Regions from separate parts of the Mus musculus genome. Here regions 1, 2 and 4 are each linked to region 3. A link is a loop called in an ENCODE intact Hi-C map of the cell type or tissue named here. Cell type or tissue: heart. All regions are shown on one strand. Each heading gives the region's core, and the rest is flanking DNA. Links, peaks and the distances in the headings are about the cores only. Region 1 has its middle 11 kb from the start of Gm51648. Region 2 has its middle 15 kb from the start of Ppp1r15b. Region 3 holds the start of Golt1a (golgi transport 1A). Region 4 overlaps Gm41953 (a long non-coding RNA gene).

What was found. Hi-C counts contacts between places; a loop is a spot of excess contacts. Peaks named below come from ENCODE experiments on the same cell type or tissue, not always from the same donor. Only the 100,000 strongest peaks of a DNase experiment are listed, where the experiment ranks them.
Region 1: it touches region 3 in a loop (8-fold over the local background); 9 of 42 quality-filtered maps call a loop at or near these places.
Region 2: it touches region 3 in a loop (7-fold over the local background); 7 of 42 quality-filtered maps call a loop at or near these places.
Region 4: it touches region 3 in a loop (2.1-fold over the local background); 15 of 42 quality-filtered maps call a loop at or near these places.

Annotation. Positions count from the first base shown.
Region 1 is chr1:133,221,361-133,229,506 of GRCm38, forward strand. It overlaps a transcript of Plekha6 not described here. Among named protein-coding and RNA genes, the nearest start is that of Gm51648, 11 kb to the left of the region's middle. In heart, for the core only: a CTCF peak has its summit at 4,803; DNase peaks (open chromatin) are centred at 1,933, 4,821, 5,781 and 6,701; H3K4me3 peaks cover 1,196 bases; H3K27ac peaks cover 3,727 bases.
Region 2 is chr1:133,141,992-133,150,137 of GRCm38, forward strand. No RefSeq gene overlaps it. Among named protein-coding and RNA genes, the nearest start is that of Ppp1r15b, 15 kb to the left of the region's middle. In heart, for the core only: a CTCF peak has its summit at 4,142 (motif pointing right); no DNase peak of the experiment used is centred there.
Region 3 is chr1:133,303,566-133,311,711 of GRCm38, forward strand. Golt1a (golgi transport 1A) reads left to right here and starts at 6,258. Exons shown (of 5, transcript NM_026680.4): 1 at 6,258-6,346. The coding sequence starts at 6,322. In heart, for the core only: CTCF peaks have their summits at 3,411 (motif pointing left) and 4,020 (motif pointing left); a DNase peak (open chromatin) is centred at 3,536; H3K27ac peaks cover 263 bases.
Region 4 is chr1:133,035,316-133,043,461 of GRCm38, forward strand. Gm41953 (a long non-coding RNA gene) reads left to right here. Exons shown (of 3, transcript XR_878532.1): 3 at 1-555. Among named protein-coding and RNA genes, the nearest start is that of n-TKctt25, 5.0 kb to the left of the region's middle. In heart, for the core only: a CTCF peak has its summit at 4,282 (motif pointing right); a DNase peak (open chromatin) is centred at 4,356.

The sequences.
Region 1 (8,146 bases), core at 1,766-6,765, 82 kb before region 3:
TCTAGTTCCTCCATTGGGGACCCTGTGCTCAGTCCAATGGTTGGCTGTATTTGTCAGGCACTGGTAGAGCCTCTCAGGAGAGAACTATATCAGGGCCTAAGATTTCAAATGGATGAGTTTAGTATTGGCATGGTGGGCAAGGAGGAAGGGGAAATGTTTGAGATTTTCTGAGCCAGACAGTACCTTGTGAAAATAGGTGTTAACCCCACCCTCCTCCCTGGAGGAAGTTTCTTTAGTTGTAAAGCTTAATGACAGGGTAATAAACTCTCTCCTGTGATCCATTTCAAGCCCTTCATGGTATCAACTCGTGGCTGGTATGATCCAGCTTCTCTAGTTAGGGTGGCTGGACAGGGCCCAGTGGTTAGAAATAGAGTCACGCTCTCCTTTCTTCAGGAAAGAACCACAGATAATGGCAGAAGCAGAGTGTGCACCAGAGTCCTGAGCAGAACTGGCAGAGCTTGAGAGGGCACGAGGGCAAGGAGGGTGTGGGCTGGGGGGGGGGGGGAGGGACTGGAGCCCTGAAGAATTACAAGCCCTGGATTTGTCCCTGAAGCACAGCTTGTCTCTTGTCCCCAGTTGTGGCCTAGGTACTGTCCCTTTGGAACCCCCACCCCTACCCTAGGTATCAATACAGGCATCTCTGCCTCCGGCTTCACTGTAAGACAGGTCATAGGCAGGTAAAGGCCTATGCACGGAGAGATAAAGGCACAAGGAAGAAGATGGGATGTGGCCCAGGGAGAGCCCAGGGCATGAGGTTAAGGGGTTGGATACATCTCACTCCTTGCTTAGGATATGTGTTGCTACAGGACAGTGGCAGGTATCTGTTCATTGCTTTGATTGACTTAAGCTAGGGGCAGTGGTGACCCGGTAGGTAGAGCCAGTCTAGTCTTTCCCATGTCCCCCTGTGGTTTTGCTCACAGACTATTTCCCCTCCTTATTTCCTGGACAAGTGTTGGATAGGATTCGGGAGACCTCAGACTCTTAAAAAAAAAAAAAAAGAAAAAAGAAAACTTCTCTTTACAGGGACCCTCCCTCTCTTCCCCTCTTCGATGGCTCCCAGAGTAGATGGGGCATTCCATTTAAAAGGTGAAATAGGACAGGGTGAGCCAGGTGCTCTCCCCAGTTGTCTCAGTTAGAAGGGACAGCTGCTGCCCACTCCCGCTATCTCATCATGGTCTTGAGCACACCCACATGTCCTCACTCTAACATGCCAGAGTGGCCAGACATGGCCCTGGAGCCATGGAGAAAGGCCAGACAAGGAAGCAGCCTCCCACAAGGCTGTTTCTCTGGACCCCTTCACTTGCCCACCTAGGAGGGTTGCCAGGCCCACATTTCTAGGAGCCCGATTAATACTGTGAGCTGCAGAAATTGCACCCTGTGGGAGTGTGAAGTCTGTGCCAGTGGATAGTAGGAGGGCAGCTAGGGACACTTCTCTGCAGTCAGGCAAACAACAGGGACCTTTCCAGGAAGCCGGGGGAGAGGGAGCTGTCTGTGAGAGGCTCCTGGGTGCCTGTCAGCAGGCAGCTTGAACCGGTTTTGCATTTGCCGTTGATTGCTTAATTAGACACCCACACAGCTCTCCCGGCTAATGACCACAGCTCCCAGAAGATACCCACAGACAAAGTGTGGGTAGTACAGGGCGTTCCCTAGGACAGCCACCCGAGAGCAAGTGTCTCGCAGGCAGAGCATTGGTGATTCCTCTGGTCCTACAGCCCTCTTGTTAATGATAGAAGAGAGGAAGAAGCAGGAGGTTTAATGTGTGCACTCCAAACCCCAGGCTAAGATCTCCCCTCTTGGGAAACTGGCAGGACATCCCAGTGTCCACAGAGTCCCTAAGCCAGGTGAGCTGGAAAGTGCTGGGTCTGACAGGCCACTGTGCACTGTGGTGGGGACAGCCATGGTGGGTGCAGCCATCTTTGTGAAGCAGTGTGGAGAGGGAGCCCATGGGAACTTCAGCCACACTCCATCATTGGGGACCTAGAGCTCCAGTTGCCCAGACAGCCAGGAGCACCCAGGAGTTGAAGCTGAGTTTGGAAGTGACTGAAGGGCTCTGCTTGGAAATGTTTCCAAGCCCCTGAGAGGACACACACACTAAAGGACATATGCTGGTGATTTGCTCCTCATGGCTTGGGGCTGCCTGCACGTCCATTCGCTTTTCTTTTGTGCCAATCTAAGCACTCTTCAGTGCATTTGCCGAGGAATAGGACCGGGTGGGACTCTGGACAGAAGACCCCCAACCCTGCTCCCTGTTCTCCTGAGGGCTGCAACCTGCTGTGAGCCCTGCAACTCGGCTCCTGCTCAGGCTGAAGGCAGGCAGCTGAGCCAGGGACAGGCCACACTTGTCCTCCTCTGGTGGCCGAGATGTGAGCATTTTGGGTCTGGATGGCTTTTGGCCCGTTTTCCCCCAAGCCAGGAGGGAATGGATGCCTCCAGAGGACAGAACCTGCAAAAGGCCTGCCTGCTGTTCGCCTCTTCCAAGCTCAGGAACTCTGTCTTGGGGTGGGAAGGGGGGCTTGGCAAACAAAGGGAGTGGAGGGAGGGAGACGAGGAAACAAGTGATCCCACCAACAGTGTAGTCTGACTGCTTTCATGTTGGGAAGCAGGAAAAGGCATAATATTCAGTTTTATTCAATTAAATGTGTGTGTTGAGTGTATTTGTGCAGGTGTGCATGCAGGCATGCTCACTTGTGTGAGTGCATGGGGGGCAGAGGTCATTGTCCTGTGTAGTCTTTAGTCACTTCTCTTTATTGTTATTGTTATTATTATTATTATTATTATTATTATTATTACTGGGAAAAGGCTTTTTAATGAACTTGGGACTTCCCATCCAGGCTGCTCAGAGTGAGCAGCAAATCCCTGGGAGCTACCAGTTCCTACCATGCCAGCGTTAGGGTTACAGTTTGGTGTCACCAATGCCCAGTGTTTCATGTGGGTGCTGGGTGTGTGTGTGTGTGTGTGTGTGTGTGTGTGTGTGTGTGTGTGAGAGAGAGAGAGAGAGAGAGAGAGAGAGAGAGAGGGAGAGAGAGATTATTCCATAACAAACCTCCCTTTTGCCTACCTCAGATCTACCCCAGTCCCCTTAGAATGGCCTTCATTACCTGTGCATACTATGCTCTTCCTAGGATACAGAAGATGCACTAAGTTAAGGAGTGGGTCAGCTAAGTATGATTGTGAGCTAAACACAGCCTACTATCTAATTTTGTGTGCTCTGTAAGGTAACAGTGGTGTTTATATTTTAAATACCTGGAAACCCACCAAAACCAGATTATCATTTTGTCAGCAGCTCTGTGGGTGCTGGGAAATGAACCCTGGTCCTCTACAAGAGCAGCCAGGGCTCTTAACCACTGAGCCATGCATGTCTCTAGCCCCTGAACACTATTTTGTACACATAAAAACTACCTGAAATTCAGGTCTTAGTGAGACTTTTGTGGACACTCCCATGCTGTCCCATTTCTGTCTGCTGCTGCTCTCCCTACCCTGGGAAAGCTGATATGGTGCAATGGAGACTCTGTGCCCTGGAGGTTGACATCTACCCTTTAACCTAACATTTGTTGACTTCAGTTCTAGCCATCTCAGTAGTCATAATCATTTTTAACCCAGTATTGGGGATGAAGCTCATTGGTAGGACATTTATTCAGTATGCACAAGTTCTTGGGGTCTCCATTCACTCACCCCATTATTTGAATTCAAATAGTAGAATGCTAAATTCACTTCACCTTCCACTCACTATCTCTTGGAGACCATGCCATATCAACCATTGTCAGAGGGTGGGTAAGCTTCATTTGACTTTAGAGAGGCTAAGTTTAAGGAGAAGCCTGGCTGCCCTGGAAATGCTGAATAGGAAGTTGTGCTCCTGGAGATCAAGCGTGGAGCCTGAAAATGGAGCCCATGAGAGACAGTGGCAAGGAGGTCAGCCACCTGAGTCTGTCACCTTGGCCTACAGATCAAATATTTCCCTCAGCAGAAATGAAGCATTGCATTGTGCCGACTGGGCCAGGGCCACTCCAGAGGTCACCAGGCTGGATGTCAGAAAGTGGACAGAGAAACAGGAAACCAAGCCTTGAGGGAACAGTAAATAGTAAGGCTGTTGACTGGTCTCTCCTGAGTCAGAAGAAAAGCAATAAAGTCGGGTGTGGCATTGTGATGGGGAGGGACAGTGGATACCTGCTGAGTGTCTGATGTACACCTCCTGCCTGCAACACCTTCTCTTATTGAACCGGTACCCTGAGGTAGCATCCTTAACATCATTTTACAGATGAAGACATTTAGACTCAGAAGTCAAGGGACCATTCCCCAAAGTCAGCAAGTAAGAGTATTGGGCTTTAAAGCTTTCTCTTTCCCTTCTGCCAACCAAGGATGCCAAGTCGGGCTGGCAGTCCCTCTCCAGCTTTGCCAGGCCATTCCATTTCTGGCTTCTACATTTGTCACCATGACTGCTACCATCTTTTGCCATTCTCATGTTTCCTGATTGGGTTGTCTGTGCCAAAATAAGGGAAGGGGGTGGCCCTCTGAGGGTGCTATGCAGAACATTGGAAAAGGAGAGGAGAGAAAGGTGTATTTTAAAACTTCTGTATGTCAGACCCACATCTTCTACCAGAATGATTTAAAAAACAAATCTCAAAATCTTTGCTCCTAAGCTGGGAGTTTGGCCTGCATTGTTATGGCTGTGACCACTTTGGTACCAGGACCTGAACTGCTGGTGGGGATTGGGGTTGAGAAAGCGGTAGACAGCTCCTGGCAGGACTGTCTGTGTGCTTGCTCAGTTGGCTGGGCTTGCTTTCAGGAGCTACTGCAGCTAGGGGGCTGTCTGCTACTAGGGAGCAAGCCAGGAGCACCGGAAGGCAAGGTGGGCAGTAGGCGGCAGGCTGGGGAGCAGGGCCCTGCTAGGTTATGTAGGACCCAGCCAACCTGCAGCTCCAGACTCCACATATCACCTTTTCAGAGTTCTTCTCTTGGGTTTTCAGCCAGTGTTTCTTCAGTTAACACCGGAGGGAGGGGAGAGCAAGAGCTCTGATGCGAGAGCCTTGCCTGAAGGCTGGGGAAAATTCTTCATCCCAAGCTCCTTCTCTTTCTCATGGGAGCTGAAGCCGAGGCAGCTGTCACAGCTGCCACCATGGGCACATTTCTTGCAACAGGAGTGCTGCTTCTCCTCTTCTCAGTCAGCGAGTGCTCTGCGTCTCTCAGCTGGGCTCTAACTCTCAGCATAAAAGGTAAAATTAGGGAGCTTGGAAGTGTTAGCTAGGAAGGACTGGGGCTACCCAAACCTTCCAGGGAACATCAGAGAGGACTATGTCACCGTAAAGGGGTGTCCATTCTCCCTTACCCCCTCTCCCTTTCAGGTGTCCCCACTTTTCTCCTAACAAATACGATCCTGGATCCCTCGACCTTGGGGCCTCCCATGGAGCTATCTCATTTTTGGAATGAAATATGGATATCGATGTACTCGGAGTAAGGGATCAGAGAGAGGCCTTACAGAGGTGGGTCTGTAGTGGAGTGTCCAGTGAACTCATGTCTCTGGGAGAGCTTTGGTGTGGCAGGCACTTGGCTCCCTTCTGGTGTAGCTAAACTAACCAGTGGCTTCCGGCACGATCTCCATGTACAGTTACTTTGAATCAGCAGGGAGAGTCAGAGCTGTGAGAGACAAATGCCAGGAGCACTTTATTCTCAGTGCAGGGCAGGAGGGAGGCCAATGCCTTAGGTGGGTGGGGCTGGCATTATGCCTGGATATGGATATTTGGACGGGAAAGTGATTAGAGGCGGAGGGTGAGGCTGGCTGAATGCTGTTCTGGGTTTGCGTGTTATCAAGCCGCAAGAGGCAGAACTCGGCAGACTACCTAAGAGAGGTTGATGGGCAGGCGGCTTTGGTTTGCTGCCAGGGCCCATTTGAGCTGTAACTGGCCTTGTGGGCAGCACATGCTGTGAGACAGGATTTAGCCGGGATCTGGCTGGGATGGTGGGTGGGCCAGGATGAATGGGGCTCAGCGAGAACATGGAGGTTGGATTTGAAAAGTAGATTTAGGGGTGATGAGATATGCATTAGAAGAGCTAGAGACAGACCTGGAGTGGTTGGAAATGAATATCAGGGGGTGCTGGGGGATGTTCTAAAGTTGCAACCGCCCAGGAGTTCTCGGCTCCCTGTGGAGATGTAATCTGGAAGAGAAAACCAGGGTTGCCTGCTGCCTTTGAGGAAATCAGTGTTTGAGTGTGTGATAGGCAGTGTGAATTTGGCAAAAACAGGAACTCAGTGCCTTGGGGTGGGGATAGGATGGGCCAAGCACACTGCCCCTCAGTAACAGTGTAATTAGCAGTTTGTGTGGTGTGGTTATTTTTTAAATTGTGGGAATTTAAAGAAAATATTTCTCATTTATGTCACCAGCTTCTTCTAAATAGAATTTCCAGTATTGACTGCTTGGTAGAAGCCTCCGTGTAGGGTTCTGGCCCACAGGCAGCAGCAACAATCATTGGTTGTATCAGTATTCCAGCTCAGAGCCACAGCAATGTGTGTCTACTCTGCTGTCCTAGCCCGTGCGGGACATCAGCAATGTGTGTTCATCTGCTGTCCTTGCCAGTGCGGGACATGCATTCTCAGCTCTCCCTCTCTTGGCACTGCATCAGGTACAGGATGGGTAAAGGTGGAAGGGAGCCGACTCTGACCCTCATGGGGCTCCCTGTAATAATGCAGGGAGCACCTATTCCCCCGGTGCAGATGAAGAAGGAGCTGAGAGAGGCTGCCCTCTGTGAGTCGGTGGGAAGAAGCAGCAAACTCATGATCCAGTTCCTAACCCAGTTCCTAATCACGTGCTGGTCCTGGTGCACGTCCCTCTGGTCAGTCAGCTCCGTTCTTTATGTGCCTCCCTCTGCTGGTTCACCCCAACCCCCACCCCCACCCCAGCCAAATGTAGAAAACACTCCTTTGGGTGGAGAAGCCCTACTCTGTGGCCTCCAACTGTGTCTTGCTGATGGGGTGCTCACAGCCACGCCCACAGCCTACTGAATATCTCAGGTATTATTTATCACCTCAGCCAAATTGTCTTTCTGTCTTCAACTTGAATTATTTAAAATGTAAAGAGGACAATAAAATTAGAGTCTCATAGAAGCATGGGGATCCAGGGTGGAGAGGGAGCCTCGGTGAACATTAAATCATAAAGTTACCAAACCCTTCCTGGTGCTCTGTAGTTGGCAGTGGTATCTTCCCAGAGGCTAAGCTAACATGCTTGTGGTTTCCACCCCCACCCATGGCCAGCACCAAGGGAGGCCAAAATCTCCAAAGTTTAGGATCTTTTTTCTTAACTCTTATGCTCAAATTAAAAACAGTCATAGAGAGGTCATCTGCCCTTTGAGTCCCAAGGTTTCAAGTTTTGGCTTATGGCAGATAAGATGAATTAAGAAAAGCAAAGAGAATGTATTTTTCTTTTTCTCTTTCTTTCTTCCTTCCTTCTTCCTTTCCTTTCCTTCCTCCCTTTCTTCCTTTTCCTCTCCTTCTTCTCCTCCTTCTCCTCTTTTTCCTCTTCCTCCTCTTCTTTTTGAAAGCAAACTGTATTTCGTGTGAAGGACTTCTCTTGTGATGCGAGATGTGTTACAATATCCTGAGGTTACAGCTTCCTGTCTTTTCATGGTGGACAGTGAGGAGAGATGGTATTGGGCTTTATGATTTCCTTATTTGGCAAAAACCAAAAGCTTGGCAGCCTTACATTGGTTCCTCAGATTTCAATATTTGAAGTTTTACTGGCCCATGTAGTCCACAGATTTTGCTTCCAGCATTTTCTCTAAGCGGATCCTCTGCTAAGGCCTCCTTCGGGCAGCCTCCTGCAGGCTCAGTTTCTGATCCCATCCTGGCCCCTTTCTCTGCAGCCCTCACGCCCAGGGAGTTCAAACTGAGTTTTGGCTTCCCTGCAGTTCCCAAGATAAAGGAGGTTTCCTCTCCAAAACAAGGCCACTGGCCAGGGGTCAGCTCTTACTTCCTCTTCCGTGTCCTGGATGACTCCAATGGAGACTCCTTTCCAGCTGCTGGGCTGGGGCTTGTAGCTCCTGTCCAGAGTCGTCTTTTAGAAATGATGATATCATCTGCCCTCGGAAACCACAGAGGGGATTTGTGGAGTATATTTTGGGAGCGGTACACAAGGTCTGTTTTGCACTTGGGAGTCTT
Region 2 (8,146 bases), core at 1,792-6,791, 160 kb before region 3:
GTGAATTTCTGAGTTCAAGGCCAGCCTGGTCTGCAGAATGAGTTCTAGGACAGCCAGGGCCACACAGAGAAGCCCTGTCTTGAAAAACCAAGAAAAAAAAAAAAAAGAACTTGCCCGCCCCTCATCTCAGTACTCTTTGTCCAGTTTTTTCTTGCCTTTATTGTTGACTTTTAAAGATGGAGAGTCACGTGACCTCAAACAGGCTGTGTAGCTAAGGATGTCACCAAGTTCCCCATCCTAGTTCAGCCTCTCAGGTGTTGCGCTCACAATACTGACTGTTTCCTTCCTTCCTTCCTTCCTTCCTTCCTTCCTTCCTTCCTTTTTTTAAAAAAGACTTATTTATTTATTTATTTATTTATTTATTATATGTAAGTACACTGTAGCTGTCTTCAGACACTCCAGAAGAGGGAGTCAGATCTTGTTATGGATGGTTGTGAGCCACCATGTGATTGCTGGGATTCGAACTCTGGACCTTTGGAAGAGCAGTCGGGTGCTCTTACCCACTGAGCCATCTCACCGGCCCTCTTTCTTTCTTTCTAAAAAGATTTATTTATTTAATTTCTGTATATGAGTACACTGTAGCTGTCTTCAGACACACCAGAAGAGGGCATCGGATCCCATTATAGATGGTGGTGAGCCACCATGTGGTTGCTGGGAATTGAACTCAGGGCCTCTGGAAGAGCAGTCAGTGCTCTTAACCACTGAGCCATCTCACCAGCCCCTGACTGTTTACTTTCTAACTATTTATTTTCTATGCGTAGGTGTTTTGCCTGCATGTATACCTGGCTGTATGAGGGTGTTGGATCTCTGGAACTGGAGTTACAGGCAGTTGTGAGCTGCCATGTGGACACTCGGAGTTGAGTCTGGGTCCTCTTGAAGAGCAGCCAGTGTTAAGGCTCCAGCCCTTTGATTTGCTTTCTAACACTATGACCAAATGGGGAGAAAGGGTTTCCTAGACGTGTACTTCCACATCAGCGGCTGTCACTGAGGTAACTTGGGGCAGGAACCTGAAGGCAGGCACTGAAGTGGCTACCACTGAAGTCACTGCTTACTGGCTTGCTCTCCATGGCTTGCTCTCCTTGGCTTGCTCAGTTTGCTTTCTGAGGACTACCTGTCCAGGACGTAAGAATTAAAGTACAGGCTGGGCGTGGTGGCACACGCCTTTAATCCCAGCACTCAGGAGGCAGAGGTAGGTGGATTTCTGAGTTCAAGGCCAGCCTGGTCTACAGAGTGAGTTCCAGGACAGCCAGTGCTACACAGAGAAACCCTGTCTCAAAAAACCAAAAAACCAAAAAAAAAAAAAAAAAGTACAATAAATAAATACATGAATAATCAATCAAGAAAATGTACCACACACCTGCCTCCAGGCCATCTAGTGGGGGCACTTTCCCAGTTGAGATACTGTTTTCCAGATGACTAGCTTGTGTCAAGTTGTCAAAAAAAAAAAAAAAAAAAAAAAAAAAAAAACCTAACAAGGACATTAAGCCACCATGCCTGGTGACATTTTCACTACTATTTTCTAGCGTTTGGCACGCTGGGGCCCGATTCACCTGCAGAAGTATCCCGAAGGTGTTCAGGATTACCAGAGTGTCTGTAGAGTCAGGGGTTGCTGCTGACTACTTAATGGGGCTCAAGCCAAAACTGAAGTAGTCCCAGAAGAATTTTTCAAAAGACTTATGGGGATATATAGTCTAAAAAAAATTTCTCTTTTGACGTGCCAGACTAGAGAGACGGCAGAGAGAGTTCTAGAACAGCCAGGAATATACAGAGAAACCCTGTCTCCAGGATATGAATGTTGTGTGTTGTATGTGCATGTGTGAGAAAGAGGAGAGAGAGACAGAGATAGACAGAGACAGAGAGACAGAGAGACAGAGAAGGGGGAGGGAGAAGGGGAGAGGGAGAGTTTATGATTTGATGGCCTCTTGTGGCCTCTGAGGGCGCTGAATGCATGCAGTACACAGGTGTAGGCAGAGCATGTACACACCAAAAAATAAAATCAACTTTTCAAAAGACAAATACTTTTTTAATACAAGGTCTGGAACTTAATATATAGACCCAAGGCTCTTTAAAAAAAGGGGGGGGGGAGGCAGGCATGGTGGCGCATGCCTTTAATCCCAGCACTCAGGAGGCAGAGGCAGGCGGATTTCTGAGTTAGAGGCCAGCCTGGTCTACAGAGTGAGTTCCAGGACAGCCAGGGCTATATAGAGAAACCCTTTCTCTAAAAACAAAACAAAAAACAAAAACAAAAACAAACAAAATAATAATAATAATAAATAAAAAAAGACAAAAAGACAAAATCTCACTCTGTAACACTAATTGACTAGGAACTCACTATGTAGACCAGGCTAGCTTCAAATTCAGAGACCCTTTGCCTCCTGAGTGCTGGGATTAAAAGTGTACACTACTATGCGTAGTCAGGCTGGCTTCCATAATGTTTTTTTAAATTAATTATTTTATTTAAGATGTATTTGTGTGCCCGGCGGTGGTGGCACATGCTTTTAATCCCAGCACTCAGGAGGCAGAGGCAGGCAGATTTTGAGTTTGAAGCCAGCCTGGTCTACAGAGTTCCAGGACAGCCAGGGCTACACAGAGAAACCCTGTCTCGAAAAACCAAACCAAACCAAACCAAACCAAAAAAAAAACAAAACAAAAAAAAAAGATGTATTTCTGCATGTATGTCTGTGGACATGTGTGTGTAGTGCCTGAGGAGGCTAAAAGGAGATCCCCTCTAGAACTGGAGTTATAGATAGTTGTTAACTGACAGGTGGGAGCTGAGAATTGAACCCAGGTCCTCTGGAAGAACCCAGATCTATTAACTCAGGGGCCAACTCTCCAGCTTTGATTTTTTGTTTTTTAGATTTATTTTATTATTATATCTTAATACACACTCTTGTTGTCTTCAGACACACCAGAAGAGGGTGTCAGATCTCATTATGGGTGGTTGTGAGCCACCATGTGGTTGCTGGGATTTGAACTCAAGACCTTCGGAAGAGCAGTCAGTGCTCTTAACTGCTGAGCCATCTCTCCAGCCCCTTGGTTTTGTTTTCGAGACAATTTCTCAATGTGTAGTGGGGCTTCCAGGCTTGGAACTCATTCTATAGACCAGGTTGGTCTCAGACTTAGAGATCTACCTGCCTCTGCTCCACACATACTGGGATTAAAGGCATGCCTTGCCAGTTTTGTTTTTGTTTTGTTTTTTTTTTCGAGACAGGGTTTCTTTGTATAGCCCTGGCTGTCCTGGAACTCACTCTGTAGACCAGGCTGGCCTCTAACTCAGAAATCCGCCTGCCTCTGCCTCCTGAGTGCTGGGATTAAAGGCGAGCACCACCACGCCCGGGTCTTTGGTTTTGTTTTAAGCAAATTTCAATAGCCAGGCCTGGTGGCTGACTCCTATTGTCACAGTATGGGGAAGCTGTGACACAGGGAGACTACTGAAGTCACTCTGCAGCCAAGAGTGACCAGTCTCAAAACAATCAAAACAACATCATACACATGCTCACACACGTGCACACACACACACACCCCAGGAGAAAATTACCCTCTGGCTCTCAAATATCACTTTTAAGAAACACTTGAGGGCCTTATTTATTCTCCGTTCCTTGCCCTCCTTCTCATATTACCAATTAAAATTACAGCTTTCTCTGACCTCACCTTGTCAACATTTCTAGTTGTTTCTTGGCCACTCCTCCACCTATCAGCAAACTTCTTGAGAGTAGTGGTTGGCGTGAGCGGGTATACAGAAGTGTGCCTGGGGGCTTCTTGTCGATAACTATGTGTTGAGTATGTTCATTGTCTTCACGTCACCTCTCATTTAGCCCTTACTGCAATGTGGTCGACACAGCAATGTCTGTTTAGAATCAGACAGGCCACAACTGGGGATGGAAATAGACATAGAACTTAAAGGTCCTTGGAGAAAAGCTACAGTAAGGTTTAATTTGTAGAATGTAATTATAAAACTCAGTGTGGCCAGGGACACAACATCAATTAATTTAAATGTCACTGATAGGGTTCCTGTTAATTTATGAATTCAAACGTGAACAAATCAGTGGGGGCTTTTCTTTTCCAGAATTAATACGATGTATGAAAAGACTATATCACCCTGGAGACTGCTAACATTGACTTTGGATTCCCAGCAATGCTCCTCTGAATCCACAAGATGGCGCTGACTCACCAGGTCAGAGTGACGGATGGGCCGGTGGTTACTGACAGTCTAATGGCAATTGCTCCCTTGGAAGGTCTCCTTCCTTATTGAACAACCCCTGCCTGGCTCTGGCTTGCCTGCCCATTCAAGCCTGACTCCACCTTCTTGAGGTGACTACCCGGAAGTGGGGCTGGTCCTTATTAGAAACCCAAAGTTTATATTTGAACACAAATAAACGAGGGTGTTCTTCCTGCTAAACACAGCAAATGAGTGAAGGGGCTCGGACAGTTTCTAGAGTTTTCCAGCTATAGTACTTGCCTCCTGTGCGCATTCCACCCTGGGGCAGTGGTTCCAAGGGAGTTGTACACATGACTGGCCTGCGAGGAGGAAAAACACGAGCCATTTGATTGTGCGCACACACACATGCGCACACACACACACACACACACACACCCCGCCCCGTGGCAACTACACAGCCAAGGCCAAGCAGACTTAAGGCTGTACTTTGGTGGGTTGGTATTGGCCCCAAATGAGCCAAAGTCAGATGTAGATGAAATGCTGCTCTACGTCCTTCCATTCTGTGTCCCTGAGTCAGTCCTCCGCGTGTTTGCATATGATTTCCCTGTACCTGCAGTGACCCAGGCGACTTCCTGCAGTATCACCCAATGCATCTCTCTTGGTTTGTTTGATTTGACTTCAGAAAGAGGATGGGCACTTTCCTTTGTCTGGGAATTTGCATAAAAGGTTTCTTTTTCTTGTACTTCTGATCTTTTTTTTTTTTTTTTTTTTTTTTTTGAGAAGACGGTGCGGGGGAGCGTGCAGGGTGTGGGTGGGTGGGGGATGGGGGTTAATGGGGGGGGGGTAGACAGTCACCTTTAAGTAGAGTTCCTTCTCCAAGATAACTTTCCAAGAGTGACCTCTCAGTTGGTGAGAGGTGGGGCCATGGGAGTGGAGGGTTGGTAGGGGTGGGGTGTACCCAACATTGCCTGAAGGAGGATGCTTTTTTTGTTTGTTTTGTTTTGTTTTGTTTTGTTTTGTTTTGTTTGAGACAGGTTTCTCTGTATAGTCCTGGCTGTCCTGGAACTCACTTTGTAGACCAGGCTGGCCTTGAACTCAAAAATCTGCCTGCCTCTGCCTCCCAAGTGCTGGGATTAAAGGCTTGTGCCACCACGCCCATCGAGGATGCTTTTTATAGAGGCAAATCCTGCTGGGGAATCCGGGACTGGGGGGCAACTGTGTGCTCCTGCAATTCATTTTCTACCTTGGCCCAGGTGGATGAGGAATTAGTCCACTAGTGCCCCTTCCTACCCTCCCACTCCGCACAGACCGCTTCAGGGCCCCTGGAAGGTTTGCCTCTCTTGATCAGGTTTCATTTTTCCTCTAAAGGTTTCCTGGTGATGATGTCATCTCTATGCCCAAAGGGTTCCTGAGAGTCTCCTACAACCAAACAGCCCTCATGCCAAGTTGCGTTGTAACAGTAGCTGTGTAAACACTACCACAGTCAAAATTCCCCTCTTGCTCTTTCGTGTCTAACCCCAGCTCCAACCTCCAGATTTGGACAGTTGTTTGTCTGCTTGGGTTTTTATTTTAAAACGTTTTATAACTCATCCATTTGTTATATTTTAATTCTTTATTGTTTAGATGTACACTGATATTTGTTGTTGTTAGTTTTTTTGTTTGTTTATTTTTTTGAGACTGTTTTTTATTTTGTATAGCCCTGGCTGTCCTGGAACTCACTCTGTAGATCAGGCTGGCCATGAACTCAGAAATCTACCTGCCTCTGCCTCCCAAGTGCTGGGATTAAAGACATGTGTCACCACTGTCCAGCCAGTATGTGGTTTCTTTTATACCAGAGCAAAGCAGGAAATGAAGACACAATTGCCATCATCACGTCTTAATCCTTGGAGACTATAACCTCCCAAGATTGGTCTGAAGGGTCTCAGATTCCATTAATTAAGGAATTCCTCAATTCCACCATATTTAAGTAGTGTAGGCACTGTAGTTAATTTCGGTTTTTGTCCGAAGTCATTTCTTGGGTCTTTCCAATAAGATTAGTCTTGCACTTGGCAGTAGGTGATCACGCGTTCTTTGGTAACATGCTTCAGCCCCTCTCCCATGAGCAGCTCAGCTTCCATGCAGTCTGGACACCAGCTCTCCCTCAGGCATCCTTGGAACCTCTGACACGGCAAGAATAGTCTTGTCATGGCCCTCCTTCACAATCTGGTCCACAGCCCGGGTGAACTTTAAGCCAGACACACTGGCCACCTTCAAGGTAGCCACGGCTACTCTACATTTATTTATTTTGTGTTTATAGGTCTTTTGCTTGCATGTTTGCCTGCACCGTGTGTGTACAGTGCCCAAAGAGACCAGAAGAGGGCATCAGGTCCCCTGGGAATGGTTATGAGCTGCCATGGGGGTGCTGAGAATTGAACCTGGGTCCTCTGGAAAAGGAGCCAGTGTACTTAACTGCCAAGCCATCTCTTCAGCCCCTAATTTTTTTAGATTTTGAGACAGAGTTCATGTTGCCCAAGTTAGTCTCCACTCACTACATAGTCAAACATGACCTTGAACTTGACCCTCACTCTTCCTCCCACCCGACAAGAACAGAGATTACAGGCTGTGCCACCATACCAGGCATGGTGGTTTGAATAGGAACAGCTCCTATAGACTCATGTTTGAATCCTTGGCCATAGGGAGTGGCACTACTAAGAGCTGTGGCCTTGTTGGAGGAAGTGTGTCACCCTATAGGTGGGCTTCGAGGCCATATATATTTAAGCTACATCTAGTGTGGTACACAATCTCCTCCTGGCTGCCTTTGGATCAGGATGTAGAACTCTCAGCTCTTCTAGCATCATGTGTGCCTGCATGTTGCCAGGCCTCATGCCATGATGATAATGGACTGAACCTCTGAACTGTAAGCCAGCCCCGGTTAAATGTTTGCCTCTATAAGAGTTGCCATGGTCACGGTGTCTCTTCACAGCAGTAAAACCCTAAGACATCAGGTTTATAAGCAGTTTTTTAAAAATGCATTCTGTGGGTTCGAGAGATGGCTTCACAATTAAGAGCACGGAAAGCTCTTGCTGGAGGACCTGTGTCTGGTTCTTAGCACGCCACATTGATGATTCACAACTGCAACTCCAGCCCCAAGGGTATACAGTGCTTCTGACCACCAAGAACATCTTCATGTATGTGCACAAACGCACAAACCCACACATACACACAGTTAAAAATAATAAAAGTAAGTCTTAAAAATATTTTCTAGAGAGGCTAGAAGATGGCTTAGTGGTTAAGAGCACTGACTGCTCTTCCAGAGGACCTGTGTTCAATTCCCAGCAACCACATGGTGGCTCACAACCATCTGCAATGAGATCTGATGTCTTCTTCTGGTGTGTCTTAGGACAGCAATGGTGTACTCACGTAAAAAAATAAATTAAAAAAGAATCTTTAAAAAATATTTTCTAAATGTAACTCTCTTGATATTTTTTGAAGTTTTTTTTTTGGAGTTTTTTTGAAGTTTTTTTTTTTACTAGATATTTTCTTTATTTACATTTCAAATGTCATCCCCTTTCCTAGTTTCCCCTCCAAAAAAATCCCCTATCCCCTTCCCTCTCTTTTTTTTTATATTATTTATTATATGTAAGTACACTGTAGCTGTCTTCAGACACTCCAGAAGGGGGAGTCAGATCGCGTTACGGATGGTTGTGAGCCACCATGTGGTTGCTGGGATTTGAACTCCGGACCTTTGGAAGAGCAGTCGGGTGCTCTTACCCACTAAGCCATCTCACCAGCCCCCCCCCATGATATTTTTTGGACAGGTATTTCCTCAAGTGTGTGTCTTATTGTTTTGGGGGGATTTGGTTGTGGCTGGGGCTTTTTTGCTTTGTTTTTAAATTAGATATTTACTTTATTTACATTTCAAATGTCCACTTTCCTGGTTTCTCCTCCAAAACCCCCCTGTCCCCTCTTCCTTCCCCCTGCACACCAGGCCTGCTTCCTGGCCCTGGC
Region 3 (8,146 bases), core at 1,224-6,223:
CAATACCTGTGACAGCTCTTCTCTGTCACTACCTCAACTGTGCCCCTCAACTTCTCTCCAAAACAAGTATTCAGAACTTGACGTAGAGAGGGTGTCCTCAGCCTGGAGCCAGGGTAGTTGTCACAAATTAAAGTTGGCTAATAGCAGCATCAGGTGATACCTTCCTTGATTTGCCTCTGATGTTGATGGATAGGAACATAGAAGAAGAAAAAAAATCTTAACTTTGTCAATTACTACGCAGTAATTGACAGCTCTGTGGCTGATTTGGGGCATGAAGGTGTGTGGGTGGTGGGTGGGCGACCGAAAGGGCCACCTCATTTCTCACCTAGGCTAAGCTGAGTGTGAAGGACTCTGAGAGACCTTCTCCGTTGGAAGTCTTATTATGAGGAATGGTTCAAGAAGCCATATAAAGTTGGGCATGGCACACGTCTGTGATCCCAACACATGGGAGCAGAAGCAGGAGGACTGAACATTCCAGGCCAACTTGGGTTACATAGAGACCGTGTCTCAAAAACAAACAGGCTGGAGAGATGGCTCAGTGGTTAAGAGCACTGACTGTTCTTCCAGAGGTCCTGAGTTCAATACCCAGCAACCACATGGTGGCTCACAACCATCTATAATGGGATCTAATGCCCTGTTTTGTGTGTCTGAAGACAGCTACAGTGTACTCATATTAATAAAATAAATAGCAAACTGTTCCCTTTAATGTCACACCCTGTCTGCATCTCTACAGCAAGAGCTCTTCTTATCATATATCTTGGTGACATCCCCAGGAGAGCTGTGAACCAAGGGCTTACAGCAGGTAGCACATGCCTATCATAACAGCACTTGGAAAGCTGAGGCAGGAGGATCTAGAGTTGGTTTTTATTGCAGGGAAGAGACAACATGGCCATGGCAGCTCTTAGAAAGGAAAACGTTTATTTTAGTGCTAGCTTACAGCTTCAGAGGTTTAGTCCATTATCATCATGGCAGAAAGCGTGGTGGCAGCGGGCAGACATGGTGCTAGGGAGGTAGCTGAGAGTTCTACATCTTAGCCTGAAAGGCAGCAGAGGAAGATTGTGCTCCACACACCTGTGATCCCAGCACAGCAATCAGGTCACAGCTTGATAAGACCTCATCAAGATCATATGAGACCTCAAAGCTCATCTACACAGCGACACTCTTTCTCCAATAAGGCCATACCTACTCTAACAAGGCCAGACCTCCTACCACTCCCTAGGAGCCAGGTATTCAAACAGATGCGGTCTATGGGGGCCATTCCTACTCAAACCTGCACAACTGGGGAGTTAGGAGCACTTGCAGAGGACCCAGGTTCGGCTTCCAGAACCCACAAGGCAGCTCACAACCATCCATCTCTAACTCCAGTTCAAGAAAATCCGGTGTCCTAACCTCTGAGGGCACCAGGCAAGCCTGCAGTGCTGGCACATACTCAAAATACTCATATACTGAAATAAAAATAAACCTTAAACGACAAAACAATTCAAAACCGGAAGCTCCACAGGCAAGAGCTGCTCTGCCAGAGAACCTGAGTTCTGGGTTCCTGAGTTCTGGGTTCCTGAGTTCTAGGTTCCTGGCCGGCACCCACGTCAGGCGGCTCGCAATGGCTCGTACGTAACTCCAACTGCAGGGGATTCAGTGCTGCACTCCAGCCTCTGCATACATATACAAGCACATAAAAAATACATCTTTTTTTTTTTTTTTTCAAAAAACAGGTCGAAAAGAAGGCACCTTTGAGGAGATGGGTGTGCATAGGAAAGCTGGTCGCATTCTAGACCCTGAGCATTCTAGACTCTCTCTCCGCACCCTCATTAGACCGGAGCCTGTGCCAGGTGCCTGAGGGGAGCTATGCAGTCATTAAGTAGCACCCAGTATCACTGACTCTTCAAACAAGAGCGTATCCGCTCATGGGATGAAGATGCCTGGTATCCTCCAGGGGCAGCCCTACCCACTCCTCCTCAGATCACCCAGTATGTGGCCTCTGCAGTATGCCCTTGCAGACAGCTGCTCTGGAACTGTATATACGATTGCTTATTTCTTAGACGTGATAGGTCAGGCAGGTCCCAGACCCTGTTGGCCGGGGTCACACACCTTGGTCCAGCTATACTCGAGAGCAGTAGTTCTCAACCTGGGGGTCACGACCCTTTTAGGTGTCGAAGGGTCTATCATAGGAGTCACCTAAAACCTTAGGAAGACACAGATGTTTACATTACAATTCATAACTAGCAAAATTACAGTTATGAAGTAACAATGAAAATTTAATTTTGTGGTTGGGTCTTGCGCGCGCTCAACTGGACAGGAAGACCGACGCTGCAACAGGATCCTTCTGCACACGTTTATTGGGAGAGCTTGATTGTAGAGGCGAAAAGACTTCGAGCCCAGAACTGGTGCTGCTTTTATAGGCCTAGGAGGGGCGTGTCTCACACCCGGATTGGTTATGCACTAAGCCTCATTTGCATGTTCCTCATCTGATTGGCTACTCTCTCTCAGTACCTTACAGAACCTCATTATCATGCCTCATTTGCATGTCTCACATCTGATTGGTTATACTCTCAGTACCTTACAGAACCTCATTATCATACCTCATTTGCATGTCTCACATCTGATTGGTTATACTCTCAGTACCTTACAGAACCTCATTATCATGCCTGGGCCAGGCAGTGTCTTTGCAAAAAACTTTACTGCATATGTACACATTGGTTGTTTGTCCAATCTTATGCGTGGTGGCCAGCAGTAGTCAGTGCCACTCAGCAACGGCACATGTGGCTTCCCACAGTTGGGGCATCACCTCAACATGAAGATCTGTATTAAGGGGTTACAGCACCAGGAAAGTTGAGAACCACTGGTCTAGAGGACCCAAGGCTCCAAGTCTAGAATCTAAAGCAGTAATTTTGCTACTGTTATGAATTGTAATGTAAATCTCTGATATGCAGATGGTCTTAGGTGACCCTGTGAAAGGATCATTTTACACATACACACACACACATACACACACACACACACACACACACACACACACACATACACACACCATTGCAAGGGCTCACAACCCTCAGGTTGGGAACCTCTGCCCTAGAGCAGTCCTAGAATGTGGTCCAGAACTGAGGTGTTCTAAACAGAGATATCTGGATCAGTGACTGGGTTCTGCAGTCTCGGATTCTTCATCTGATGATAGTGTCTATTCCTAAGAAGTTCTTGAGAAAGGAAAAGAAAAGAAAGGAAAAGAAAAAAAGAGAAAAGGGATGAAAAAGCACTTTTGAAAAGTTGAATTCATTTACAATCATGGCAGAGTGTAACGGTGACATGAGCCAGGCATGATGGTTGGAAGGATGAATGTTTAATTAGCTTCTTCCTTTTCTAGCTAAGGCTTTGCTGGAAGACTTGCTGGCCAGCCAGGCCGCCTCTAGGGCGCCCCCTCCTGCTCACAACATGCATCACTCTTTCCCATGGTGGCCAGTTGAGAAAGCAGCCACAGGCTGAGGTTCAGTCTGGCTGTTCTATGGCCAGACTCCTTCCTCGGGTTGGCCTTGTGGAGGTCCCTCCCCAGGAGGGTGGATGGTGGACTCCCAGCTCCTGTGGCTAGAAAATCAGACCAGGAGTGTCCACTTCAGAGGTCTCTTGTCCCTGCTCCTGGGTGGGCTACATTGGAAGTGATGGAAAAGAGTATTCCTAGCTGATATTTGATATCTTTTGGGAGCAGTTTAAAAGCATAATTTTTAGATATAACAGCCTATTAATAGAAGACTAATAACAACGATAGTAATTTATATAACTATACTAGAATGTTAATAGCAATAACTATCTCATTAGTGCTTATATGATTAATCAGGGTGCCCAGATCAATGCACTGGTATATGCTTCTCAGTAATGCCCGCCGCCCCAGTGTGGTAGGTACTATTCTTAGCTAAGAAACTGAGGTACAGAAATTTTAAATAGAAACCCTAAGGTCTCATGCATGACATTAGAGCTTTCCGGTTTTAATGGCTGTCGTACTGCCCCCTAGTGGGTGTTTAGAAGATTTGCAAGAGAGCCTTTAGCTGGTTCAAGCATGGACAGCAAATCCCTGGCTAGCTTTTTCGTTGTTGCACTGAGCAGCACAAACATCCAAAATAAGACTTGCCTTGGTCCTCGGCAAAGCTCTTTAGAGTGTCAATGCCTGAGCTAAAAAGCGCTTCTCATATAAGCTTATTCAATGTCAATTCATCATACTACTAAAATGTTTGTGTGGGGTTTTAAGCTTTTTAGAATAAGTTTCATAAGCACCTCTGTGAGATTATTGTGAAGAAACTTCAATGGACTGTGACATAGTCTCGAAATTATCAAATAATATGTGTACTGGCAACACATATTATTATTATTATTATTATTATTATTATTATTATAGCAGTTTATAACAGTTCCTGCAATCGAGAGTTCTTTCAGTGTTGTCAGACTGTGTTGCTGAAAAACAAAGACACTGGTTGCAAAGCATCTGCCCAAGGTGAGCAGAGCACCCCAGAATCATTGAAGAGAGTTCTCAAGCCAGTGGCTCTCAACCTGTGGGCCATGACCCCCTCAGGGGTCATACATCAGATATCCCAAATATCAGATATCAACCTGTGGGCCATGACCCCCTCAGGTCATCAGATATACTGAATGTCACATATTTACATTACAATTCCTAACAGTAGCAAACCAACAGTTATGAAGTACCAACAAAACAATTTTATGGTTGGGGGTTCACCACAACATGAGCAGCTGTATTAAAGGGTCGCAACCTGAATTTGGTTTCCAGCACCCACGTCAGACAACTCACAACACCTCTAACTTCAGCTCTAAAGCTTCCTGTTCAACAGGTACCTGCACACACACACACACACACACATGCACGTGCACACACACACATGCATACATATAATTAAAATGAATAATGATAAGCCAGGCATGGTGGCACATGCTGTAATTCCAGCACTCAGAAGGCAGAGTTCAGAAAAATCTTTGTGAGTTCCAGGTCGGCCTCATGTACATATCAAGTCTCAGGACAGCCAGGACTATGTAGTGAGACCTTATCTCAAAAAAAGTACTAAAAACTTTCGTATTTTTCCACTCTTTACATTTTCCCTTAATTTTTAAAGATGTTCCGTTGTATGCAGAGGTCAGAGGACAATTCTGTGGCGTTGGATCCCTCCCTCCAGCTTTATGTGAGTTTTCACAGCGCCTTTATCCTTCAGGCCTGACCCTTTAAACTTAAAGTTTTATATAAACCCTGGTTTCTCTATCTTTGTCTGATGCTATCAGGGGATCCACTCCTGGTTGCCTTTCTTGGGTTCCCTTGCAGGAGCAGCAAGTGGTCCTCAGTGCTGGGCTGGCCCCTGAGGCCCCATCTGCCTCTTCGCCAGGCTTGCAGAACACGGAATGATGTGCCCATGTCTATCTAGCTACTCAGTGGATCGACACAGGTTCCCTATCTATCTCGTCTTCTCCTGAGAACAATTCTCCACCTGCTCAACCTCACCACCCCATCAGGGCACTGCGGGGGCGGGGTGAGATGAGGGACAGGGAGGAACTTGAAGTCTCTGCTGCCTAACTCCACGTGACACCTACACCCTTGGTTTATATAAATCTGACTCCCCTTAGGTCTGATATAAGTTTTACTCATGAGTCTGTGCCCCTAGTATCTCTCACGTGTGCTAGCACAAAACAACAAAATAAATATATAGGCCGGGCATGGTGGCACACGCCTTTAATCCCAGCATTTGGGAGGCAGAGACAGTGGGATTTCTGAGTTCAAGGCCAGCCTGGTCTACAGAGTGAGTTCCAGGACAGCCAGGGCTACACAGAGAAACCCTGTCTCGAAAAACCAAAATAAATAAATAAATAACCAGCACATTTTAAAGCTGGGTGTGGTGACACATGACTTGAATCTCAGCACTGGGGTGGCAAAGGCAAGTGGATCTCTGTGAGTTCAAGGCCAGCCTGGTCTTCATAGTGAGTTCCAGTCTAGGCAGGAGAGATAGTCTTAAAAAAAATAAAAATAAAATCCGAAGGGCCGGGGCGCCATTCCACCTCTCCGAGAAAACCAGCTGTGCCCAGACCCTTGCCTTTCCATTCCCACGTTGTTCAGAGGAGGTGGGCCAGCAAGAACTTTGTGAATGTTAGTTTCAGAACAGGTCTGTACCTTTAAGTAGCCATTTGTGTGGGGAATGTGGGAGGGTGAGAGTTAATGATTTACCTGCGGCTCTGTCCCTGTTGCCAAGGGTCAGCCACCCTGGAACATGCTCAGGCTCGGTCCTCTGGGCTCTCCACTAGCCAGCTGACCAGGAAGGCCCCCCCGTGGACTGAAGCATGATCTCCATCACCGAGTGGCAGAGTGAGTGGCCTGGCTGGCGGGAGCCCGTGGGGCTGTGGAGGGGTCCCCACTAGGGTGAGTGAACACTCGCTCTTCCCAACCTGGTTCTTCTGCTGGGACCTACAGATGTGACCTCTGGAGCCAGCGGTTGGAAGCTGCTCTGTTGGCATCCTCGAAGCAGCAGGGGCGGGGCGGGGCAGGTGTGACCTCTGCCTTGTAGAGGGTGGGGCCACCCGAGGCAAACTCACAGCAGGCCGAAGCCCATCTCACCTATAGTTCTGAGAACTTGGATGCCTCTGCCCATTCAGACATCACCCCAAAACCTCAAGGTCTTTTGTGGCTCTGGGTCTGTATCCTCACCCCAAACATCCCTACTTTTCCTTTAGGGGAATTAGGTAGGAGGTGGCCTGGGAGGAGCCGATTGTCCACAGGGAGGGGAGAGCTAAGGTCTCACTGGCTGAGCTGCTTAGCTTCTGAGCCTGCTTTCTCTCAGTGAATCTATGGTAACATTTGCTTTGTGCCAAGCACTGTGCCAGTACAGACGGGAATATCAAGACTAAGGCAGGCATGCCCTCTGCTTACCTTCTAGCAAGGGAAGGCAGCCATTACCTTAAGAAGTGACTGCCTAGCAGGTCACATAGTAACAAGAGCCAGCCTAACACAAAACTCTTTACTCTTAAAGGGGCCGTGGAGTTTGAAGGATGTGAATGCGTGTGAGGGTATTCATATCCTCTGTCCAGGGAAGGCTTTGTTGCAAAGGGCCATTAATGCAGAGCACTACAGGAAGTGAGAAGGTAGGCTATGCAGCCGTCTGGAGGCAGAATGTTCCAGGAAGAGGAAACAGCCAGCACAAAGGTCCTGAGACATTGCATCTGCGGTGTGCGAGCCCCAACCAAGAGACTGGTGTGGCTGAAACATTATAGGCAGAAAGGTAGCCTATGCTGGACCACTGTATTAGCCCATGCTGGACCAGTGTGTAGACAGCAAAGGTTAGAGCATATGAAAAGCTCATTCTGGCTGCTGAGGTAAAGTAGACTGTAGAGGATGGAGCAGCAATGAAGAGACCCTTCCAAGGCGAGAGAAGACAGGGCCAGGATGTGAGCCGTACAGAGATAGGAAGTGGTCCTGTGGGCCTGTGTGGAGGAATTTTCTGGAGTGGAGATATGGAAGGATAAAAGTTAAGAATATTTCTCTGGTGCCTGGGGAGTGTCCCAGAAAAGAAGCCGAAGTGGGAAGCAGGAGCCAGGTCTGAAGGGGCTGGGCGCCCTTGTCTCAGACATCCTGGATAGACTTCAGGCAGGGAGTTAGAGGGTAAGGGTCTGAACTCCAAGGGACTTGTCCAGAAAGAGAAACATGGAAGTCACCAACACGTAGATAGCTGATGCTTAAAACCAAAAGAGTCCCTAGATCCCAGGGCACAGGCTCTCAGCCTCCCCAGCTCACGCAGCCTTTGGGTGCAGATGTTACTGTTAAGGGAACTGTCCTGGACACTGTGAAATTTTAGCAGTACCTCTGGCCACCCAGCAGGTGACAGCAGTCGACCCTCCCATACCTTGTGACAACCTAAATATCTCCTGACTTACCTCACCCAAACTGCTTCCCCTGCATTCCCACCTTGCAACTGAGGGGGTAAGAAGGAAGAACAGCAGAGCCCTGAGGCAGGGGCATGCTGACATGCTATTAAGCTCATTAGCCTTCAAGTGTGATAATACGCTCTTAGAGGCTGGGACAAGTCCTATGATGCTTGGTCCTGTGAGAGGGAGAAGTGACAAGATTGTTGTCAGAGCACAGGGACAGGCTCCCCTGAGGAGCTGGCATTTA
Region 4 (8,146 bases), core at 1,546-6,545, 270 kb before region 3:
ATAAACATATATAGAGAATTAAAGCTAAAATAAACCTTAAAGATATAGTCAGTCTCCAGATCTACCGAGTTCTGCTGCATAGAGTACAGAATTATGAAAGCCCAAACACTGAGATAGGATTTCTCCTTGGTTGCTGAATACTTGAGCCTCCGAAACACAAAGAACTGCAAAATAGCTTAGCCTTGGTTGGAGAAATGTTCTTTTCCTAGAACTGTGTGGTTCTTTAAGAACAATGACCAGACCAGCTAAGGGATCCCAAATAGGCCTGGGTCTGCACACATGTGAGAGGATTAGTCAGGTCTCTACATACATGAGGAAATTGTCAGGTCTGTACACACATCAGGGGATTAGTCTGCCTTAGTTATGGTTTCATTGCTATGATAAAAACCATGATCACACACAACTGGGGGTTGGGGGGAGAGATTTATTTCTGCTTAGCGCTCCACATCACTGGGATGTCAGGGCAGGAAGTCAGCCAGGGCAGGAGCTGATGCAGAAACTTTGTAGGAGTGTTTCTTTCTGACTTGACTTGCTCAACCTACTTTCTTTTTCTTTCTTTTCCTCTTCTTCCTCCTTCTCCTCTTCCTCCTCTTCCTCTTTCTCCTCCTCGTCCTTCTTTTTTAGAGACAGGGTTTCTCTGTGTTTGGTGCCAGCTGTCCTAGAACTCACTCTGTAGACCAGGCCTGCATGAAACTCAGAGGCTGGCCTGCCTCTGCTGGGATTAAAGTCAAGTACCACCACTGACCAGCTTCAGCCGGATTTCTTTTTTTGTTTGTTTGTTTTTTTAAAATATTATTTATTTATTATTTATACAAGTACACCATAGCTATTTTCAGACACACACCAGAAGAGGGCATCAGATCTCATTACAGATGGTTGTGAGCCATCATGTGTTTGCTGGGAATAGAACTCAGGACCTTCAGAAGAGCAGTCAGTTCTCCTAACCGCTGAGCCATCTCTCCAGCCCCTTGTTTGGGTTCTTTTTGGTTGTTTTGTTTTGTTTTTTGACAGGGTTTCTCTGTATAGCCTGTCTGTCCTGGAACTCACTTTGTAGACCAGGCTGGCCTCAAACTCAGAAATCCACCTGCCTCTGCCTCACAAGTGCTGGGATTAAAGGCATGTGCCACCACTGCCTGGCTCAGCCTGATTTCCTATAGCATCCAGGACCACTAGCCTAGTCCTGCCCACAGTGAGCTGGGCCTTCCCACATCAGTCATCAATCAAGAAAACACACCACAGGCTTGTCCACAGGTCAATATAGTAAAAGCATTTTCTCAACTGAAGTTCCATTTTCTTGAATGACTCTGGGTTGTATCAAAGTTATGTATAACCAGCCAGCACACCCTCCAAATGCAAGTTTTTATTATTCTATTACATTTTCCATTGCAAATTAAATCTGAGGGAGCAAGCCCAAAATGTACAAGGACAGCTGGTCAGATGGTGCAGTGGGTTAAACACAAGCCTGTTTTAACACCATTAAAGTGATGGTGTACACATTTAATCCCAGCACTCGGGAGACTGAGTTTGAAGCCAGCCTGGTCTACAGAGTGAGTTCCAGGACAGCCAGGGCTACACAGAGGGAAAGGAAGGAAGGAAACAGGAAACAGTTGGGGGCTGAAGAGATGACTAGGTAGCTATGAGCACATCAGCTCTTGCACAGGACACAGGGAACTCACACAGCAGGCAGCTCACAACTGCCTGTAACTCCAATTCCAGGGGACTAATAACATCTGTTTTCCTCAGGACTCCTTCCTGCAGGCACCTGGAGCACAGGCAAACACACACACACACAACTAAACAAATCTTTAAACATATGCAAACAGCAAATAAATGCAGGACCTGAAGAGCAATAGGGTATTGTTAAGGCCTGGGTAACTAACTGCTGCCTGGTCTAGCCAGCCATTTTATGCTGTTATTACTGTTACGAATAAACTTTATCATGTGCTGTTACTACGGTTACTAGAAAACTTTCTGATGCCTGAGTTGATTGCATATTCTGTTATGTTTTGTGTTGGAGTCCAGGAATCGCCTCATAAGCCACACAAACACTGGTCTCAGTCAGACAATATTGAACATACACCCCAGGCCTAGTCAACCAGGGCTATGGTCCAGATTCAGGAACTGAACCAAGACCCTGAGTTAAGGTCCTACAGGATTTTTAAGCCCCAAATCCACAAACATCTGTGCCAAGTTGTTTCACCATTCAGGATTTAAGGATAGGGGGTTTGCTTAGGAACATCTCTTTGTTGTACACTTCTCCTGTTCCCATTGTTTGGGGTATTCAACTGTGGCAGGAGACTTGCCTTATCTAATATTCATATCTGTCTTAGTTAGGGTTTTACTGCTGTGAACAGACACCATGACCAAGGCAACTCCTATAAGGACAACATTTAATTGGGGCTGGCTTACAGGTTCAGAGGTTCAGTCCATTGCCGTCAAGGTGGGAGCATGGCATTGGAGGAAACGAGAGTTCTATATCTTGTTCCAAAGGCAAACAGAAGAAGATTGGCTTCCAGAGAGCTAGGATCAGGGTCTCAAAGTCCATGCCCACAATGACATACTTACTCCAACAAGGCCACACCTACTCCAACAAGGCCACACCTCCTAATAGAGTCATTCCCTGGGCTAAGCATATTCAAACCATCACAGACTTGTTCCTAAGGAAACCCCCTGTCTTAGTTAGGGTTTTACTGCTGTGAACAGACACCATGACCAAGACAAGTCTTATAAAAAAAATACTTAATTGGGGCTGGCTTACAGGTTCAGAGGTTCAGTCCATTATCATCAAGGTGGGAGCATGGCAGTATCCAGGCAGGCATGGCACAGGAGGAGCTGAGAGTTCTATGTCTTCATCCAAAGGCTGCTAGTGGAAGACTGACTTCCAGGCAACTAGGGTGAGGATCTTATACCCACACCCACAATGACACACCCATTCCAACCAGGTCACACCTATTCCAACAAGGCCACACCTTCAGATGGTGCCACTCCCTGGTCCAAGGATATACAAACCATCACACCCCCTATCCGTGAATTCTAATTGGTGGAATAACTTGGCACAGATGTTTGTGGATGTCAGGCTTAAAAGCTCAGTAGGATTCTGGATCAAGGTTGTGGTCAGCTTTGGAGTCTGCTCTGTGGTCCTGATCAGTCAGTCCGGGGTGAATGCTCAATAAACTATCCCCATCTGATTGAGATACATGTGGTTTGTGGGGTGACCCCGGACCCTGACAAGTATGATTTATAAAATGGACGGGACTAGAGTTTTCAATAAGAAAACTACATTATCAGAGTGGAGCTGAAGCAGTTGTCAGCCATATGGAAGAAACTGTAATGAGCTAAACAAATATCTATCTATTTAATTACTTGGACCTATTTCTTGAGCAAGTTATATATCTCAAGCAAGAAAAATGTTTCTCTGTCTCTTTGTTCGAGGTGTGGGATGAATCACACTCCCGGATTTTTGTAGCCCTGGGTGGCCTGGAACCTGCTGCTATGTAGATTATGGCTAGCCTCAAACTCCCAGAAATCTGCCTGCTTCTGCCCCCAGAGGGCTGGGATTAAAATTGTGGAATACTACACCTTGCACACCACATTTTATGGGAAGGGAAACAGTGCTTGTTCAGGATGCCTGAGAGAAACAGGAATAAAGAGACCTTCATGGTTTCCTCCCACAAAGGCCTTGTCACAGCTGGATGATAAAGCCAGATGTTTCAAGTTAAACTGATTAAATGAGATTGGCCAACCAGTGAACTGCTCACTGAGCAGGGTGGCCAGGAGGAACACAGCAAATCTGAAAGGAACTTGGAGAGCACATGCCACACTCGCTGGCAGAAGTGAAGGGAAATGGGGAGACTGTGGCCAGGCTTGGGGCAGGCTAAGGAGGACAACGTTGCTCTTATGAGACGTTTGGCCTGCCAGTGGTAGAGCACACCTTTGTTACCAGCACTCAGGAGGCAGAGGCAGGTGGATTTCTGAGTTGGAGGCCAGCATGGTCTACTGAGTTAGTTCCAGTACAGCCAGGGATCCATAGAAAAACCCTGTCTCAGAAGAGGAAGAAGAAGAGGAGGAGGAAGAGGAGGAGGAGGAGGAGGAGGAGGAGGAGGAAATTAACACAGCAGGGCCCATCTGAGGCAGCAATAAATGTCTCTGCTTTGCGTGTATGTTGTGTGGAAACACCATCACAGGTGTCGTCTCACACCTTGCCTTACCTAGAACCAAACATCTTGCCTGCTTCTTGAAACTGTTTCTTGCATGACTGCTGGATTTAATGTGTCCACTAGAGGGCAGGCTAAACTCACAAATTCTGCACATGGAGCATCTAGTTCTCTGGGGCTGCTGTTGTTTTATTTATTTTATTTTTGAATGTATGTGTATGCGTGCCTGTCTGTCTTGTCACTGTGTGATGAACACGCCTGTGGCGGCCAGAAGAGGGTGCTGAACCTCTGGAACTGGAGTTTCTTGGGCCACCTGCTGTGGGTCCAGCAACTGAACCAACTCCTCCGAAAGAGCAGCAGGTGCTCAATGGCTGAGCCATCCCTCTCTCTGTCTAGCCCTTGTTTATTATGAGTTTTGAGATGTCTATGTATCCCAGTCTAGCCTTAAACTCTTCATCCCCCTTCCTCCTCCCTGGAGTTCTGAGATTTCCAGTGTTCGATGCCAAGCCCAGGTGGGCCTTCTGTAGGTGTCACAGGCTTAATTTCACCCACTAATTATTTTCAGACTGCTGCTATTTTGAGTGTTTTTTGTTGTTGTTGTTGTTGTTGTTTTTTTTTTTTTTTTTTTTTTTTTTTTTTTTTCTTCTTTTTCGAGACAGGGCTTCTCTGTGTACCCCTGGCTGTCCTGGAACTCACTTTGTAGACCAGGCTGGCCTCGAACTCAGAAATCCGCCTGCCTCTGCCTCCCGAGTGTTAGGATCAAAGGCTTGCGCCACCACACCCAGCTCGAATTTTTTTTTTTTTTTTTTTTAAAGATAGGGTTCACTAGAGCCTGGAGAGATGGCTCAGCGTCAAAGTCACTGGCTGCTCTTCTAGAGGTTCAATTCCCAGCAACCACACCGTGGCTTACAACCATCCACAATGAGATCCTGATACCCTCTTCTGTCTTACAAGACAGAGCAGTCACATACACAACTAAATACATGTTTAAAAAGACAGGGTCTCATTGTGTAGCACCGGCTGGTGTCAAATTTATATTCCTCCTACACGCCTCACACTTTGCCAGAATTAATGTGTGTGCCCAGTTCCCACCAGTTCTTTTAGTGGTGTGTGGGGGAGTTAGAATGTGAGATCAATACATCACCATTAACTACCATCACTATGCTGTACATCAGAGTCCCCCAAATTCAAAGCTCAAAGTTTCTTTCCTCTGAATAATAACCTGTCACTCCCCTACCAGCACAACCTCAGCCCCCAACTGCTTCTGTCAGTCTAACTGTCTGAATTCCACAGAAGTTAAATCATATACTGTCTGTATCTCTTTATCTGACTTAACACATGGAGTGTGATTTCCCCCTATGTTCATTAGTGCAGATACAAATGAGACTTTATTATTATTATTATTATTATTATTATTATTTTAGGTTTCTTGGTGTAGCTCTGGCTGTCCTGGAACTCACTTTGTAGACCAGGCTGGCCTCGAACTCAGAGATCCACCTGACTCTGCTGAGATTAAAGGTATGTGCCACCACTGATAGGCAGTTTCCTTCATTCTTAAAACTGAAGAGTATTCTGCACTAGATAAGGATCAGTCATGTTTTCCTTACACGCTCATTTATTAATGGACCCCTTAAGGCGGGTATGTGGCTGTCAGGAATAATGATGTAATGAGAAGGCTGGCTTGGAATTCCCCAGCTGATCTGCTGACCTCAAAGGTACAGCAATCCTCCTGCCTCTGCCTCCTAAGGCTGTGATTACAGGTGTGTCAATCTGGCCTCTCCTGCATTGCTAATAATAGTACTCTAGCCTTCTAAACCCACAGTTTAGTGTCTGGCCCTGAAGCCATTTACAACAAATGAAAAAGTTGCATGCCTTAAAAAAGACTAGGGGGTCAAAAAGATGGCGCCACAGTTCAGAATACTGACTGCTCTTCCAGAAGACCTGGGTTTGATTCTCAGCACCACAAAGTGACTTACAACCACCTGAACTTACAGATCTAGGAAATCTATCCTCCTCCTCTGGCCTCTACAGGCAACGAGAATGCATTCTGTACACAAACAAACATGCAGCCAAAACACTCAGACACATAAAATAGTGATAAAAAGACATTTCAAGAAGTCTTCAATGGAGCCAACTGTAGCAGTGCAGGCCTGTAATTGCTGCACTCAAGAGGCGGTGGGGGTGTGCTGGGCGTGGTGGTGCACGCCTTTAATCCCAGCAGAGGCAGGCGGATTTCTGAGTTTGAGGCCAGCCTGGTCTACAGAGTGAGTTCCAGGACAGCCAGGGCTACACAGAGAAACCCTGTCTTGAAAAAAAAAAAAAAAGAGGCAGTGGGGGAAGGATTGTTTAAAAAACCCTCTCTTTCAACAAAAACAACAAAATTACCCTCCCCGAGAGAAAGAGAGAGAGAGAAATGGAGAATAGAAGACAAGAGAATCCAAGATATAGCTCAGTTCATAAAGTACTTGGCTTTGAAAGCTTGAGAACCTAAGCTCAGATCCTCAGAATCTACGATAAAAATGTCCAGCGTTGTGGTGCCCTTGTAATCCTGGAGACTGCAAAATGGGCGGATGGTGGAGATGCTCCAGAGGTCACGGGCCAGCTAGTTTCAAGCAAAGTTCCTTGCCTCTGAGGGTCCCTGTCTCAAACCATCAAACAAACAAACATGGAGGTGCTGTAAAGAAGATTCCAGTTAAATATTATTAAATAGAATATTTATTATTGCCTCCATAACAAATCCCCTTTACCCCTCAGTTAAGTGGACTTCAAAGCATACAGAGCTAGGACTAGGGCTATAGTTCAATGGTAGATTGTTGCCTCTCACGCATGACATAATATGTCCAGTACCTAGTACTGCCAAGCCAACTGCTAGGGAGCCGAGTGTGGTGTGCAATAGGTGTAATCTCAGCAGTTGGGAGGTAGAGGTAGGAGGGTCTGGAGTTCAAGGCCACCCTCAGCTATAGAGCAGAGCTACATCAGAGTTTGTCTAAAAAACAAAACCCCCTACTTCAAAACAAATGTCTGACCTTACAGTTCAGTAGGTTAGAAGTCCACCCAAGTCTCTGGACTGAAGCCTGGGTGTCTGTCACAAGGCTGTGTTTCTTCTGTTTTTTGTCTTTTCCTCACCTCCAGGGGACGTCCAGCTACAACCCGAAAGCCATCCACATTCATTCTTCTACCCTTCCTTCCATCATCCTGGGCATCTCTGGGAAGGACTGTCAGTTTTAAGGGCAGGAGTGATTAGACTGGGCCTTGCTGGATAATCCAAGATAAGCTTCTAATCTACAAACCTCTGATCACACCTGCGTTGCCTTTTTAAATACCGTCTTCTTTTGTGTGTGTATGTGTGTGTGGGGGGGGGGGCGGTGAGGGGGATAGGATGTGGTCATTCCTTCAACTGGAAGTTCTGCCTGCCTGGATTGAATACTGTGTGGGTGGCATGTGTGGGTTCTTCTTCCTCCTCCTCCTCCTCCTCCTCTTCTTCTTCTTCTTCCTCCTCTTCTTCCTCCTCCTCCTCCTCTTCCCTCGTCCTCTTCTTCTTTCTTCTTCTTCCTCTTCTTCTTCTTTCTTCCTCCTCCTCCTCTTCCTCTTCCTCCTCCTGTTCCTCTCCCTTCTGGTTTTTCAAGACAGGATTTCTCTGTGTAGCCTTGGCTGTCCTGGAACTCACTTTGTAGACCAGGCTTGCCTGGAACTCAGAGATTTTTTTAAAAAAAGATTTATTTATTTACTTTATGTGAATATACTGTCTCTCTCTTCAGACACACCAAAAGAAGACATCAGATCACTTTACAGATGATTCCCATGTGGTTGCTGGAAATTGAACTGAGGACCTCTGGAAGAGCAGTCAATGCTTTTAACCTCTGAGCCATCTTCCCAGCTCTAAGAGCCCTTCCCACCCCCTCACCCCCACCCCCCAGACAGGGTTTCTCTGTACAGCCCTGGCTGTCCTTGAACTCACTCTGTAGACCAGGCTGGCCTCAAACTCAGAAATC